Linked DNA regions of Homo sapiens: all the other regions are linked to region 2. A link is an interaction called in ENCODE POLR2A ChIA-PET data of the cell type or tissue named here. Cell type or tissue: PC-9. All regions are shown on one strand. Links, peaks and the distances in the headings refer to the core of each region. The heading gives the core; the rest is flanking DNA.

Region 1 (5,747 bases), core at 513-5,512, 1.4 Mb after region 2:
AGTCTCTTTGAATCATTTTCTAAACTTGCTAGACAAATTCTAAAAGGGCTGTAACACTCTGAATAATGTTTTCTGATGACCAGGACATACAGACCATGAGGCAACTGTAGCCTCTGTACAGAAAGAAGAAAATTTTGATCAATTGGAACAAAATGCCCCTTAATAAAATTTTGGTTAAGCTCTCTCCTTCCTCCAGACCCCTAAATTTTGCCCCACCATTATCCTGAAAAAGCATACAGCCCCTCCGGAGAATAAACTGGCCTCCAGGTAAAATAGTCTCTGATCTATCTGATCACGTCACCCGTTTGCCTCACTTCCCCATACCTGGTTCTTTCTAGCTTTGTTTACTCCTTATAAAAGAAAAACTCTTTTTTCCTAAATCTCAAGTCACTTGTAGACCTGTGGTCAAAGCATTTTTCCCACTACGATTTTTGCCCCCTAATGCAATAATTCTTTTGAATAAAGTCTCTCCTTATAAAGTCTGGATTTGACTTTTATTCCACAGTCTCCCTAATAATTTATCTTTCTATTGCCTACCCTGTGATATCCCAAGCCTAAGGGTTTCAGGTTTTATGATTAACCTTAATACTCAAGATAAAATGATGAGACACCACATGGAGCAGATTGCTGCTGTTGCACCTGAGGTCCTTGTAGACCCATTAGCCTCCAGCCAATCCAGCAGCAGATTACAGACATAGAAGGGAGTCCCAGGGAGACCTAAAGGATTTCCCATCTGAGCTCAGTAAAAATTGCCAAAGTGTGGAGTCATGAACTATATAAGAGAATGTTGTTTAAGCCTCTAAGCTTATGTATGCTTGTTATGCAGCAATAGATTAAGGGTATATTGACTGAATATATGAATGAATGAAAGAATGAACAAAAATCAATCTGGAGACTGTGCTGACTCCTAAGTAAGAAGGCAAACAAGGATCTCCATAGCAGATTGTTACTGGGGCTTCTGATCCAAGATGATATATAGTATGTGATCTGACACAGATGAAAAAAAGTCTTTTGAGTGTATTTTTGAAACATCAGTTGCTATGGGGGTGTTTGGAAGTGTATCAAATGGTGTCACCCACTAAAAATATGGAGTCATGATATTAAGAGAATACTAGTGAGTTCTTAGTGAGTCATGCATTCACCCTAGTCTAAAAAATATCTTCATAATGTTGTAAAGACAAGTCAAAATTACATAGAAAGTTGGATTAGTTTTTTAAGGCACTTGTAAAACGTGAGGGTATATTAATTCAACATCTATTCAGTAAAAATACAATAACCCTTCCCTTTATATACCAGGTACTTTACTGGATGCTGGGAATAAACCAGTAAAGACATAGTCATCAAAATCAAGAATCTGAGTTGAACTGAAAGATACTGACAATTACAATAGTAAATGCAAGGACAGCAGTTAAGGAATTTATTGCCTATGTAACTTTATATTTTGGGATAGCACTAAGATCAGACATGGCTGGATTCAAGGCTGAAATGATGTGGTCAGAATTTAACTTCCCTACCTTCCTCCCTCCATTTCTCTCTCTCTCTTTCTTTCTTTCTTTTTTTTTTTTTTTTTGAGACAGAGTCCCACTCTCTTGCCCAGGCTGGAGTGCAGTGGCACGGTCTCGGCTCACTGCAACCTCCACCTCCTGGGTTCAAGCAGTCCTCCTGCCTGAGCCTCCCAAGTAGCTGGGACTAATTTTTTTATTTTTACGGGCTATTTTTTGTATTTTTAATAGAGATGGGGTCCGGCTAATTTTTGTATTTTTAGTAGAGATGGGGTTTCACCATGTTGGCAAGGCTGGTCTTGAACTCCTGACCTCAGGTGATCCACCCACCTCGGCTTCCCAAAGTGCTGGGGTTATAGGCATGAGCCACTGTGCCCAGCCATCTCCATTTGTTAACTCTGCTTTCCTCTGTTGGTCTCATTCAGGGGTTCCACATGGTAGCAAGATGGTACCAAGATGGTGGAAACAGTTTCAATCCCAATCTGAAGATCTCTTATGCTTCAGATCCAATGAGAAAAACAACAACAACAACAACAACAACAAACAAAACACAAGCTCCTCTTTCTTGAATCATTTGCTCATCCTTGAACCAATCTCTCAGGAAGGCATTGTGAATGTGATTCACTGGTTTAAACCTGGATTATATGCTACACTTCCTGGAGTTTTGGGCTCTGTTCAGAACCACATGGACAGAAAAATAAGAAAGAGCACAGATCCTCAAATGTTACCAGAAGTAAGGCAAATGGATGGTGGGGGCCAAAACACAATCAATGTGCACTATATAGAGCCTAGGGTTTGTCTTTCTCATTTACCGCAAAATTTTACACACATTTATCATTTGTTTTTTTTTTTTTTTTTTTTCTGAGACAGGGTCCCACTATGCTGCCCAGGTTGGACTCAAACTTCTGGACTCAAGGGATCCTCCTGCCTCAGTCTCCTGAGTACCTGGGACTAAAGATGTGTACCACTGCACCTGGCTTGGTTTACCTTTTTATGCTGGCCTTTGTCTTTGACATATGTGGGTTTAATTTTTATTGTTCTTAATGTTGCTAAATATGTCCTTCTTTTTCTTACTGATTATTTTAGGACATTTAGCCAAATTCTCCATAATTCTCACCACAACATTAATTGCTTGTGCATTTTCTTCTCATGAGGAAAAAATGGAAATAAACTGTGACTCAATATTGTTCTCAAGAAAGTCCCACCAAGTTCTGTGTGTGTCTTTCTGAGAAAGATACCTTTTACATTAGTAAAACAAATGGAACATGTAATTTTACAGTTTTGTTGAATAAAATCTCTACTCAAATTTTAACAGCTACTGTTAAAAATGGCTCTTAGATACCTGTATTAATTTGCTAGGCTGCCATAACAACATACCACACACCAGGTGGTTTAAACACCAGAAATTTATTTTCCCACGTTCTCAAGTCTAGTAGTCCAAGATCAAGTTATCAGAAGATTTGGTTACTCTTGAGGTTTCTCTTAAATGTGTAGTAATTTGTTATGGCAACAATAAAAAGTAATACATTGTGGCTGGCACTGCAGAGGATGCCAATACCAAATTCAGCTTATAATTTCTTCAGAGGTATTATCAAGATCTAGTTACATCTTGGTACAAACCAAGTGTTTGAGAGTGGTATCCAGCAAAGAAAGAATGAGGAATGGTGCATGAGAATCGATTTTTACTTGTGACAGTCGTTCAACAGATTGAAGACTAAGATGTGCTCTTGAATCATCTAAAGTAACATCAAACAGAGATGACCCAGATTTGGCAAGGCAACCCTCAGTTGTTAAATATGGGGGTGGAGCGCCAAGATTTTGGCCATCAGCTTTATTGCTTTAACCTATTTTTTCCAAACTGAAGGCGAAATACCAGTTTCTACTATCTCACAACAAAGTGATAAATGCAAATGCAGTTGATGAACTGGTTTAATGGTAGATGCTCAGGCGTCTGTGTGAGGGATGACTTACAGTGATAAAAGACATACCTGCTGTACCTGAATAAAGCAAATTACGAAAATAAGAATTACCATACTGATTCAGAGAATAAGAGGAATCACTGTCAGAGCAAAGCTTGCTTTACTTCAGATCATCCTCAAAGGTTAAAAATATGCCCCCAAAACTAACTTTTCTTCAAGGTTGCTATATACATCTAATCAAAATTATTGTATCCAAATACTATCCATTCTTCATTCAGGGTTCTTTAGACAAGTTCACAATTTAGTGGCACTTTAGCATTCTATTTCTTATATAATTCAGTGGTGTAATTCTTTTGTTGCAGGCTTCTCTCCTGAGAACTTGGGCATGAGTCCAGGGGGATTGGTATGGAAGGCCATCTGAGTACTATTCATCACATTCAAGCTCATTCCTTCTCTCTGATAACCATGATTTATCCCTAAACCAAACTTGTATACATCATTTCTCTTTGCCACCAGTCGAATTTCTTATCATGAAACTTCCAAGTTGCTTAGGTAAAGAACACTCAATCTGTTTAGCATTACTGTACATAACCACACCCATAAAATACTATAGGTTGGGCATAACAAATCAGAACATCCAACATTTTTGAGCACTGACATGAAACCCAAAGGAAATGCTTATTGGAGCATTTTGGATTTCATATTTTTGGATTTGGGATGCTCAGCTGGTATGTGTAATGTAAATTTTCGAAAATCCAGAAAAATCTCAAACATTTCTGGTCCCAAGCATTTCAGATAACAGATCCTCAATGTGTAGCAGTATAGGACTGATGCTGTGAACTCAAGTTAGCTCAGAACCTCTTTGGGCCTCAGACACACTGGACCCTTTCCTCCTTTTCCACATAGTACTAATATTATATTTCATCATTTCATGATTTTGTTCTGTCTTGACTATGAACTTATATTAAGTTCATATTACATAGTATAAAAATAACTTCAGGAGTGATAGGAGTCAGTATTAGAAGCGCTATTATTTACACACTACTCAAGGCATTAGGCAGAAAAGTATCACTCACCATCTAGGAAGGAGTCTTGATGCAAATTATAATGGACAATGTACTGTTTTAAACATTTCTTGATTCCAACTATATCCACTTTTCCAGATCACTTTATATTACATTACAGACACAGGTGGTCAAATCCATGGAGCAAAAGACTTGTAACATTATCTGCTATGTTTCAATGTGAGGTGAGTTTTTTTCCCCTTCTGCCCTTTAATATCACCTCATAATGACACCAATTGATGTGTTCTTACAGAATTCATTAGACCTAATTTTGTTTTGGCTTATGATCTTTATGTGGATCTAAACCTTCCTATACCTTCATAAAATATGTATTCATTCACCATATATAAAACTATTAAATATTTTTCCAATCAATGTTGGTTTTCTTAATCTTAGGCTTTTTTTTTTTTTTTTTAGCTTTCTGTCAGCCCCACCTTAGTGGTGTGATCACAGCTCACTATAGCCTTCAATTCCTGGGCTCAAGTAATCCTCTCTTTTCAACTCCTGAGAAGCCAGGACTAAAGTCATGCATCACCACACTCAGCTAATTTTTAAGTTTTTTTTATAGAGATGGGGTCTTGCTATGTTGCCCAGGCTGATCTTGAACTCCTGGCCTCAAGCAATCCTCCCACCTCAGCCACCCAATGTGCTATTATTACAGACATGAGCCACTGTGCTGGCCCTGGCCCTCTGTTTAGCCTTTTTTTTTTTTTTTTTTTTTTTTTGAGACAGAGTCTCACTCTGTTGCCCAGGCTGGAGTGCAGTGGTGCAATCTGAGCTCACCACAACCTCTGCCTCCTGGGTTCAAGGGATTCTCCTGCCTCAGCCTCCTGAGTAGCTGGGATTACAGGTGCGCTCCACCATGCCTGGCTGATTTTTGTATTTTTAGTAGAGACAGGGTTTCACTATGTTGGTCAGGGTGGTCTCATACTCCTGACCTCGTGATCTGCCTGCCTCAGCCTCCCAAAGTGCAGGGATTACAGGTGTGAGCCACTGTGCCAGGCCTAGTTTAGCTTTTTAATACCATCTTCAGTTTATTTTACATTACTAATTTACCAGGACAACCACATTAACTTAATAACAAAACTTAACAGGAAACTATTGTTCACTCAGATATTTGGTTAGACAGCAATCTGGGCAAGCAGGTAGTAAACCCTGCAGGTGAGTCAGGAATCTGTTACAAAGGGCAGAGCTAGCTGTAGATGGAAACCAGCAGCCTTATCTTCCTAAAATACATTTGGATAAGACACCTCAGAAATAAT
Region 2 (5,747 bases), core at 515-5,514:
AGCTTCTTGAGCTTCTTTATTTCTTTCTATAGTCATGCCATAGGTGATGTGCTGATATCATCCAAGTCCATATCGCTAACCAGGATGTCTTCCCTGACCCATAAAAATATATCATGTAGCCTACTCGATATCTCCACTTGGATGTCTAACAAGGATTGCAAATTTCACATCTCCAAAGCTAAGCTATGGGTCCTTCTCCAAACCAGCTTCTCTCACACTTTTCTCCATTTCAGTTAATGCAACTTCATTCTTTAAATTGCTAGGATAAAAACAAAAACAAAACTTGATACTCAGCCTTAACTTCTCTTTTTCTCACAATCATCTAATCCATCGGAAAATCCCGACAAATTCTTCCAAAATTTGACTACTTCTCATCAGTCCCGTCATGTCTTACCTGTGTAGTGCAATAACTTCCTAACTGGTGTCCTGTTTCCATCTTTGTCCATCCTCTGCCCCAGCCTTCTCTTATCAGAGCAACCAGAGAGACCAGAAGAAAATAGAGATCAGATCATTTCACTCTTCTGCTATTGCTCTCATTGGCTTCCATCTCACTAAATAATGCCCAAAGTCATCATGCTCACCTGCAGGGCTCATTATGACCTGGTTCCCAATAACACATCTCTTCTTACCCTTGCTTTTCCCACTTGAGTACATTGCCTTACTGCTGTCTTTGGACATACCAGGCAGTCTTCCCCTTCTAGGCCTTGATCTTTCTGTTTCCTCTGCCTGGCATTCTAAATTTTCAGCTAATCTTATGGCTCACTTATTCACTTCCTTCGTAATTTTATTCTAATGAACCAACTCAGTGAGGCCTTCCTTGATCCCCTTATCTAAAATTGCAACCCTTTCCTCTTAGATTTCTATTCCTTTACTATGATTTATTTTTCTCCTTATCAGTATAATTTTCTTATGTATTATACCATATATTTGACCTATTTTGTCTTTCCCCTAGAATATAAGCTCTATAAGGGCAAGATATATGACCAATTTGCTTTCTGTTGTATCACTTATGGCTAAACCAACAGCTGACACATTGTAAGTGCTCAACAAGCATTTGTTGAATAAAAGAATGAATAGGTTATACAATTGTGTTCCCAATGTTAACTTGAAATTCTGCTATTCAGAATGTTTTCCAATAGAAACAATGCTATTGAGGGTAGGTAAGTCTTATAACATTTGCTCAAAATCTATCTAGGTTCTATAGTATGCCCAAAACTGAGGGGGTTAGTTGAGGTATCATGTGATGTCTACCAGGTAGCTGTTGCCAGTGAGATACACTTGGAAACAATTGATCACAATATAACATTGTGAGGCTTTAAGAAAGGAATTACAGAATCCAATGAGAAACTCAGAGGAAGGAGCAATAATTTTGGAGTTGGGGTAAATTTTACAGAAGTAACATTTGAACTGGGTCCATAGAGTCAACAAAAGTTTGCCAGAGAGAGAAGGAGGAGAAATATTAATAGGCAGAAAAAATAGCAAATCAGATGGTACAAGTATAAAAGTGTGTCTTACATTCATGGAAAGGAGAACACGTTTTCTGTGACTGGTGTATTGGTGAGAGAGGCATGTGGATCAAAGTTGTGAAAAATGCTAGGAACCAGGCTAGGGAGCTGAGTTTTATTCTGTTGGTGCTAAGAAAGGGTTTTGAATTAAATGAAGTCCTAGAGACTAGTAAAAGCAAAAGTTCACGTAGAAACTTTCTTTATGCTTTGTGGCTTGTCAGTTGTGGTTTTCAGGTTTTCTTTCATTTCTAGACAATTCCAAAATTGATTGGGCTGCTTCAAATCTTAGGTAATTACTAGTCTCTAAAATCTGACATACTTCTAATTCACTGTGATAAATAATATGCTCATTTATACCTTGTTTTGGAATATCTGACCTCTGGAAGTCCAAATTGGAATGTACTGAGTTTCACCCAACGATCACCTTTATGATATCCACACACACACTGGCTAAATACTGCCATGTTATCTTTCTAGCCATGGCCAATCAATAAAGTCAAATTTGATGTTTAAGAAGAGACTGGTGATCTGAATGAGAGCACAGGAGGTTTGCTTATCAAAAATGCAGGTACCGCAGTCCTGAGAGAGACAGCTGAAAGAAAAGATGAGGAGATCGGGATTTCAAATTATCTTGAGCCTGAAGCCTGAATGTTGGGTCTGTACCAAGAAGAAAATATAAAAGTTAAATATAGAAAAGCTTCATATCCTGAGTTTAGTTTCAAAAATTTAACTATGTGAGTTGAGATTGAGAAGGACTTAGCTGGCAGCTAATGTGAGGCTTACTAAGTATCAGGTACTCTAAGGGCTTTCTCTGTGTTAAAGGCTTTCTCTGTATTAAATCATTTAATCCTTACAACATTGATTTGAGGTAAGGGTAATTATTCTCCCAGTGTACAGATGAGGAAACAAGCACTGAAATTTTCCTAACATCAGATATCAAAAAAGTGGTAGATGTGGGATTTGAACAAATGTTGCCAACAGTTCATATGAAAAGTTGTATTGGTTTTTTGGTAGGAATTCTAGGGTTTGTAAGAAACTGTCCAGTGGTTTATAAACTGTACTCCAGGGACCCTCAGGGCTTTCTGGGCAATCCCTTATATGCCCCCCGCTGGAGAGCAGTGGGGCATGGCACTGAGTGGGCAGGTAACACATGGGGCAGAGCACAATCAGCACATTTCCATTGCTTTTGTTTTCCTGGTTGAGGATTCACATATGATTTCATTTGAAGATGGAGTTAATACAACTTTTTTAAAAAAACGAAAACCATTGATCTGGTAGCCTAAGTCCTTGTATTGCAGATGATGAAGTCATGGCCTAAGAAATGAGTATAGCAGCGGAGCTATACTCCAGAGTGCAGTGGAGTTTCCCAAACAGGAAGCCATTCTTTGGCAGCAGTAAGAGGGGCACTGTGGGCCAGGCGCGGAGGCTCACGCCTGTAATCCCAGCACTTTGGGAGGCCGAGGCGGGCGGATCACCTGAGGTCAGGAGTTCAAGATCAGCCTGGCCAACAAAGTGAAACCCGGTCTCTACTAAAAATACAAAAATTAGCCAGGCGTGGTGGTGGGTGCTTGTAATCCCAGCTACTTGGCAGGTGGAGGCAGAAGAATTGCTTGAACCCAGGAGGCGAAGGTTGCAGTGAGCTGAGATCATGCCACTGCACTCCAGCCTGGGTGACAGAGTGAGACTCCATCTCAAAATAAATAAATAAAATAAAATAAAGGGGGAATTGTGTCCCACTTAGTGGGGATGAGTGTTCCCTCTTGTGTAATATTTAGAGTATTGTACTTAATTCTAGAGCCGCATTTTAAAGTTTTATTTTTCATTGAACATAATAATTGTACATATTTATGGGTTACAGTATGTTGTTTTGATACATGAATACAATGTGTAATGATCAAATCAGGGTAATTAGCATGCCCATCGCTGCAAACGTTTATCACTTATTTGTGGTGAGAACATTCAAAATTCTTTCTTCTAGCTATTTTGAAATATACAATATATTATTATTAACTATAGCCACCCTATTGTGCAATGGAACTCTAGAACTTGTTTTTCCTGTCTAAGTGTAACTTGATCCCAATTGACCAATGTCTCCATATACCATCCCTTACACTCCTCAGCCTCTGGTAACCACTATTCAACTCTCCTCTTCTATGAGATTAACTTTTTTAGATTCCACATACGAGTAAGTCCATGCAATATTTGTTTTTCTATGCCTGGCTTATTTCACTTAACATAATGTCCTCTAGGATTATCCCTGTTGCTACAAATGACAGGATTCCATTCTTTTTTATGGCTGAATATATTCCATTGTGCAAATATACCACATTTAAACAAATTCGTTCATCCATTTATGGGCCCTTAGGTTGATTCCATATCTTGGCTATTGTGAATAGTTCTATAATAAACATGGGAGTACAAATATCTCTTCAACATACTGATTTCATTTTCTTTGGATATACATCTATGTGCTTATGGTAGTTCTATTTTTCGTTTTTTGAGGAATCTCCATATTGTTTTCCATAATGGCTGTACTAATTGATATTCCCACCAACTATATGTAAGTGTTCCCTTTTCTCCGTGTGCTTGCCAGCATTTGTAATTTTTTGTCTTTTTGCTATAGCCAATTTTAATTGGAGATGAGATATATTATTATGGTTTGATTTTCATTTCCATGGTCATTAGTGACATTGAGCATTTAAAAATATACCTGTTAGCCAAGATTATGTCTCTTTTGAGAAATGTCTATTCAGATTTGAGTATGTTGAACCATCCTTGTATCCCTGGGATAAATCCTACTTGATCATGGTGAATAATCTTTTTGATGTGTTATTAACTCTGTAAATTGCTTAGGGTAGTATGGACATTTTAACAATGTTAAATCTTCCAATTTATGAACACAGGATACTTTCCTTTTATTTGTGTTCTCTTCAATTTCTTGCAACAAGCTTTCTACCCCTTTGCCTTTTTCTTGTTTTAGTATTCTGTTGAGGATTTTTACATCTATGTTCATCAGGGATATTGCCTGTAATTTTCTTTTTTGTGTCCTTTTCTGGTTTTGGAATCAGAGTATGCTGAACTCACAAAATGAGATTGGAAGAATCCCCTCAACTTCAGTTCTTTAGAATATTTTGAGAAGAATTGGTATTAATTCTTATTGTCCCACTCCCTCCTGGCCTGCAAAGTTTCTGCTAAGAAGTCTGCTGCCAAGCTTATTAGAACTCCCTTACATGTTATTTACTTATTTTCTCTCACTGCTTTCGGGATCCTCTATTTGTATTGAACCTTTAACAGGTTGACTATAACATGTCTTGAGATATTCTCATTTGGGTTGATCTTCCTGTTCTTGGATATTTATATTTTTCTCCAGGTTTGTAAAGTTTTCTTATTTTTTTTTTTAGTAAGCTTTCTACCCCTTTGTCTTTCTCAACTCTCTTTTGAACTCCAATGCCTCAACATTTGTTCTTTTGATGTTGTCTCATAAATTCTGTAAGCTGTCTTCATTACTTTTCATTCTTTTTTCTCCTTTGTATATTTTCAAATAGCCTGTCTTTGAGCTCACTGATTCTTTCTTCTGTTGATCAGTTCAGCTGTTGATGCTCCCTATTCCATTTCCCATTTTGTTTATTATAGTTTAAATCTCTGGGATTTCTATTAGTTTTTGAAAAATTATTTCAATTTCCCTGTTAAATTTCTTTGATAAATTTCTGAATTGTTTCCCTGTTTTTTTGAAGCTCATTGCGTTTCCCAAAATAGTGATTTTGAATTGTTTGCCTGAGAGATCACATATGTCCATAGATTTTAGGGTTAGTTTTTGGTGCCTTGTTTTGTCCATTTGGTGAGGCCATATTTCCCTGAATGTTCTCAATGCTGTGGACATGCAACAATGTCTATGCATTGAAGGGTTAGATATTTATTTGAGTCTTCACAGTGTGCCTTTGTTTGTGCTTGTCCTTCTTCACTAGGCCTTCTGGATATTCTAAGCAGACTGACTGTTGTTCTCCTTGAGCCTGTGACTACTGCACTCACCTCATCACTACTGGATGCTATAAGCTTAGGTTTGCTGTGAGTCTCATGTGGGCTCTGAGGTTGGGACAGCCCTCTGGCCCAGATGGACCTGGGGAAGACCCAAAGAGGGTACCCAGGCTGTCTGGGGAAGCTGGCCAGGGACCCAATCCTGCCACTGTCCCAGTGGCCCAGATGAATGTGCCTCCCAGCAATATCCCATGCAGGCGGGACAGT
Region 3 (5,747 bases), core at 513-5,512, 190 kb after region 2:
GCTCTTGCCACGAAATTGTATCAATAAATAGGAAAAGCCCATTTAGATTTCACTGACCAATCTCCCCCCTGTGACAGAAATTAATATGGCCAAGTAGTGTGTATGGAAGGTAAGACGCCGGATGTGCCAGACGCTGAGTGAGCCATGTGTCAAGGCCTGCAGTGTAGCTAACTTATTTTACTGTTCACAGAGCCAGCTGAGGATGCCTTTGTGTGTATGTGGTGGGGGGAAAAGGAGTGTGAGAGGCAAAATCCTCTGAGGGGTGAAGGAGAGGTGCTGAGAGCACCCATCTATAGGTCACTTACCACACTCCTAACATTGCATCTCAGAGTCTGTGCAAACTGAAACTTTTCCCGAAAGGCATCCCACCTAAGTTATGAAAATAAAAAGCAGGCTCATATTGTGCTTCTTTGAGTCAGTGTGGCTTCTGGCTATTAATTTCAATATACTACATTCTCATAATAAAATCTTTGCAGACACATCTAAAAATAAACACATGGTTGATGTGTGGTTTATCCATGTGGAGATGAATAAAACATCAACTTCAGGTGTAGAGTAGTCAATTATGATGTTAAAAATGTGTGGAAAATACAAAGACTTGTGATTGATGATATAGGAGTAAAGTTAAACTAAGAGTCAGGACTGACAGTTTCTGCATGATTTAGGGCAAACGAGTATCTCTGAACTCAGTTGCCACATTTGTAAAATGGGCCTAGTGGTGGCTGTGCCATTTGCTTCTCGGAGTGGTTGCAATCAAATGAGGTTATGCAACTGAAAGTAATTATGATGATCTGTAAATGTTTAAGATGCTATTACTATTCTCCACTATCAACACTGATGCTGAAGAACAATAATTATGAAAGTAAATTATATCTTTAAGAACTACTTCTTTGTGCCACTAGAGGCAGAATTATGTGGTAAAAGATGGTGAATCTGGGACTCTGGGGAGCTGGAGCCCAGCACTGCATCAGCTCTTACAGCACAGTCAGCCCTTGTGCAGCTAATCTAACATCTGTAATCTGAGATGGCTGTACTGGATTATCACAAAATTCTTTTCTAGCACCAATGTTTTTTTTTATCAAAGAGGTATCATCATAATGGAAACCCAGATGGTAAGCTAGAAATGAAAGAACATATATTGTCATTTCTAACCAAGAAGATCACAATTCTCTTGTGATTTAATGTTAAAGGACAAGGTCATAGAGGAAATTTTGGAATTATTTTTAGAGCGCTATACTCTTTAGGGTAAAATTGTCTTGAACCAAAATCACCATACTTGTGCTGTTATCTCAAACCTTCAGATTTCTCTTTTTATTTCCCTTTTGAATCTTCTGTCCAATATCAATGAAGCTTGCTAGAGGTGGTAGACTCCTCTCCTTTCCAGATACCCACTGAGATTCTTAAGCCTTGGCAGAGATGCAAAAACTGAGTTTTCACATACCCAATGCCACCCTGGTAAAGGCTGGCTATATTACCTCCTCTCCTTGCCAATAGAGGTGTCTTGGGAACCTTCTCTTTTTCTGGATGTGCAGAATAACAACCAGGAGATAATCCGTGGCCTCTTGCTTGTTGGCTAAGCCCTTTCCCAGCCTTCTAAATGCTTGTTAGGAGGCCCTGACAAGTGGTAACTCCACGTGGTGCTCAGCGTGGCAACACATCACCACCTTCTCCCTCTGTATGCTCGTGTCAGACTGTCCCTCCCACCCTACAGAGTTTCAGCTGCTTTCATTAGTCAGAGTCTAGCAGATGATTACAGAGACTTATAGCAGGTGGAACATGGAAGGGAACATTGACTTGTCCCTATAGTCTGTGTCCCATTAGCAACGTGGGTAAAGGGAGTCTGTGCTGTGTTCTTTGGCTTCAATTAGTTGCCAGTTATACTCTTGGAGAAAGGGCAACTCCTCCATCAAACTTTGGGAAACCTTTATTAGTGCAGAGTCAATGGTACTTAGTACAATATAGTGGCCAGGATTGAGACTGCAACTTTGGTTGCCTTGATTAAAGCAGATATTATGATATCTCTAAGGGCCAGCCAATATTATTTTGAATTAATGGATGAAATATATAAAAACATTCTCTTTGTAAAAACTGAAACAATAAAAAGAAGCTAAAGCCCATTTACCACCATTCATCAACCCATGTCCCTCCCCAGAGGAGAACAATGTCAACCAATCCGTTTTTTAAATAAAGAGAGCTGCATGTAACAGGATGATGAATGAGGAGTCACTGAGCATCTCCTTGCAGGATTCTCTAGGAGACCCTCCTTCCCCCAATAATTCCCTTCTCAAAATGTGTAAGAAAGGAAGTGGAGTTATGATGTGTTGTATTAGGAAGGGGTGTTGTAGTTTTTCCTTTCTGTCTTCATGGGAAATCACAGGAGGTACTTCAGCCTAATGAGGGAGGCTCCAAGAGAAATACTTTTATATTTTGGGAGTGTCTTCAAGAAAGGGAGACTGGACCTTAATTCACTAATTGGACATCTGCTTAGAGAGTGGACCTGCTGATCTTCACTTAATAGGAGAGCAAAATGAAGCAGCTACACATTGCTTGGTTTGGGGAGAGTAAGGGTGTTTCCTATGTCTCAAGTGCACATGGAGGAAGGTAGTTTGAAGGCACTTGCTATTACCTGAGCGGGATGGCTGGCTTCTAGAAGAGGAGACCCTGTCAGCAAGACACTGTGGTTTTGAGCCACTAGGGGGGTAAGGCAGAAAAGATCAAATCAGAGCCTTTCATCTATTTCAGAAAGAACTCATCCATGTTTCCCAAAGAAAGGTGTTTGCCAAGTCAATAGTGCCAAAAGCCAGACAGTGTCAGCCAAGAGAGGACCCCACAGGCAGAGACCCCAGTCTCACCTCTACTGTAGTATAATGGAGAGAGAGAGGTGGAGAAGAGGGAACAGGAGGAAAAGAATCAAAAGAGCAGACCATCCTCTCTCCTTACTTCAAGTCCTCTAGCTGAGGCAGGCTGAACTGAGTGGGGAAAAAGGGTATATGATTGATTATTTAAACTGGGATAAATGGATAGGACTAAACTGGAGTGTTTAACATGTGAAAGTGATCAGAAAGCTATGGGATTTGCCCTGCATACTATTAAAGGGTTGAAAAGGGAGATTCAACACAGTTAAATGCAGTGAGTGAAAAAAAAAATCAATTCCATATTTTTAGCCCAGTAAATCAAACTTTTCAATACACTAGTTATGTACAGAAAGATACAGTCTCGTTTGTTTTTAACATTAATAATGTCATAATGTATATATCATACCATAGCTTGCTTTTTACACTCAGTAATATGTCTCAGAGATCTTTATATGTCAATACATTTGGATTTCATTGTTATTTATGACTGCTGCATAGTCTTCCACAGTACTGCACTCCTAGAGTTTAGTTAGCTGTTCTGGGGTGACAGGTTTTCAGCTGTGGAACAGCATAGACTGTGAAAGAGGGCAAGGTCTGGCATAGATCTCTAAAGTGTGGCCATGATGTCTGCATTGACTAAGAACTTGTCCAGGATTTCGGAATCCCTGGTGCTTTCTAAGGCTGGGCTATAAGGGTGTGAAGATGGGAGAAAATGGTGAATCAGATTGCAGAGGGATAGAAGTATCCTCTCCCCCTTGTCTTCCCTGTTATTGTTCCCCTAAATACCCATTTCACCAAGGTGGAAGCAAAGCCAGCGATTTCAGGTCAACACTGTTTTCTCACCTAAAAACTAGAGTGCATTTATTCCTTCTCTTTTCAAACCTTGCTTTTTTTGGCAACAAATAATGTCAGAAAAGTACTTTGAAAATATTGAAATGGGGCAAATTTATTACAAACTCAAAGATTTATTAAAATAAATTTCCATAGCAGTTGTAGTATTTCATATACATTTGTCAGATACATATATTTTAACCTTTAATTTATATTTTTGAAGGGATACATACTTATTGCCAGTAATTACTGAACAGATGTAAGGATATACAAATAACTATGTGCAATGTTAAACATATAATGCTGAGTACAGAGTATATTAATGATTTCACGTTTTGTAGGACTCTGGTTATCATGGTCAAAGATCCATAAACATATGTTAAAATTTAGTGAGCTTTTCATCCTAATTCTAAAAATTTGGGGTTTTTATTGTCTTTTTTTACAGCCTCCCTTACGGTGCTTTAAAGTGAGATTATCAGAATTTCACTCAATAGAACTCTAAAATATCTCTTGTTTTCCATTTTCTCCAAAGAGTAGAAGAATCTGGCATTGTCTTTTCTCCCCTTATGAGTATGGGCAGCTTTCATTGGTTTTCTCAGTGTTTTTTTGTATTCGATTCTGTCCACCTTTCAAAATCTTGGTGTTAAATTTTTAGCAACAAGTACATTATTGTTATTATCATATACTTGCTCAGGTTGGCTGATAGCATAAGGGGGTGTCCCTAGTCAACGTTAGGAAAAACAGCCACTCCGGATATATTCTCCTGATTTATAATTTGATTTTAGGGTTTCATTTGCAGCTGTCAGTCAAATACTACAAGGTGGCCACTGGGTATTGATAAAGGCCTAATTCCTCTGGAAAACTAAGTCCCCAGATGAGCCACCTGCTGGTGACTTGTGTGTGTGTGTGTGTGTGTGTGTGTACTCAGAGACAAAAATAAACATAAATCACTTGGTATGTCTGACAATATTTTTATTAGAAGGATTTATAGAATCACAAAGCCAGAGGAGAATCTAAGAGTCCATAGAGGCCATTTCCCTGCCTTTAGGTATGCCAACAATTGGCTTCTCAAGTAGATTGATTATCTTCTTTTTTATAGCTCTTTGGAATAAGAGATTGTATTCCTCATTTTGGACAAATCATTCTAGTATTTAATAATGCTTACATTTTTCTTTAAATGTCTCTGAGAAGTAGAGTTGAAAACTGTTGCTGGCTTCTCATCTGTATAGACCCATAGCTCCTGGTAATTTGCTACATTTGAAGACATTGTCTTCTTTTGATACAAATAAGTGTGTGTATGTATTTTAATCATCTTAGTGGTTTTTTTTTTCCTACACTTTGTCCGGTGTCCAAGATCAGATCTGGAATGGCTACCCCTGCTGTTTTACCATAAGCAGAGCAGGCCAAATGCTAAGAGGACCCTTAAGATTTCCTAACAATAGGTGTATGTGGAAAAGACAGATGGCTTCCTTTGTACCTGATAGATTCCCACTGATTGAACATCTGTGAGAGGAATGGAAGGTATTTACTTTGCGATTCTGTTTGTACCAGCTGAAAATCACATGTAAACTTTTGAACAGTTTCTACAGAGGTGAAGGCAGAAGGCTCTGCAAATCTGTTGCCGCATTCAGCCAGCCAGCCAGCCACCATTTCCTTCACCGCTTGATGTTAGGCAGAGCTTGCTTTATTGTCACATCCCTTGCAGTGATATTTGCCACCTAAAGCAGCCAGACAAACAGAACATCCTGGCAGGGTCCCATGATTTATATCCTGGGGTGGAGGAGATATGCCAAGGTTCAGGGAGTATCTTTTCCTTTGACATTTTAGCCCCTCACCTTCATCAGTTCATCTTGGTGGGGTGGGGGAAGCAATGCCAGAATTGATATATGATGAGTGATTATGCATAGAGTTTGATTGATATCTCAGATTTCAGCTCTTTATACAATAAAAATATGTATTAGAAATTATTACATCCTCTAGTTTAGATTTTCTTCCAATATCAAGGTAACAGGGTACAGAACAACTAATGTGAATTTGCTCAAAGAGTTCAGAATAAAAAGA

The links. Peaks named below come from ENCODE experiments on the same cell type or tissue, not always from the same donor. Only the 100,000 strongest peaks of a DNase experiment are listed, where the experiment ranks them.
Region 1: POLR2A ChIA-PET joins it to region 2 with 7 read pairs; 1 of 35 experiments calls an interaction of 5 or more read pairs at or near these places.
Region 3: POLR2A ChIA-PET joins it to region 2 with 9 read pairs; 2 of 35 experiments call an interaction of 5 or more read pairs at or near these places.

The regions. Positions count from the first base shown.
Region 1 is chr1:176,211,853-176,217,599 of GRCh38, reverse strand. The region is part of intron 1 of COP1-DT (COP1 divergent transcript); the gene reads right to left. It overlaps LOC124904756 (U7 small nuclear RNA), which reads right to left and starts at 59; the gene lies at 1-59. In PC-9, for the core only: no CTCF peak of the experiment used is centred there; no DNase peak of the experiment used is centred there; H3K4me3 peaks cover 214 bases; H3K27ac peaks cover 671 bases.
Region 2 is chr1:177,613,281-177,619,027 of GRCh38, reverse strand. No RefSeq gene overlaps it. Among named protein-coding and RNA genes, the nearest start is that of LINC01741, 84 kb to the left of the region's middle. In PC-9, for the core only: no CTCF peak of the experiment used is centred there; a DNase peak (open chromatin) is centred at 3,567.
Region 3 is chr1:177,428,253-177,433,999 of GRCh38, reverse strand. No RefSeq gene overlaps it. Among named protein-coding and RNA genes, the nearest start is that of LINC01645, 80 kb to the right of the region's middle. In PC-9, for the core only: a CTCF peak has its summit at 899; no DNase peak of the experiment used is centred there.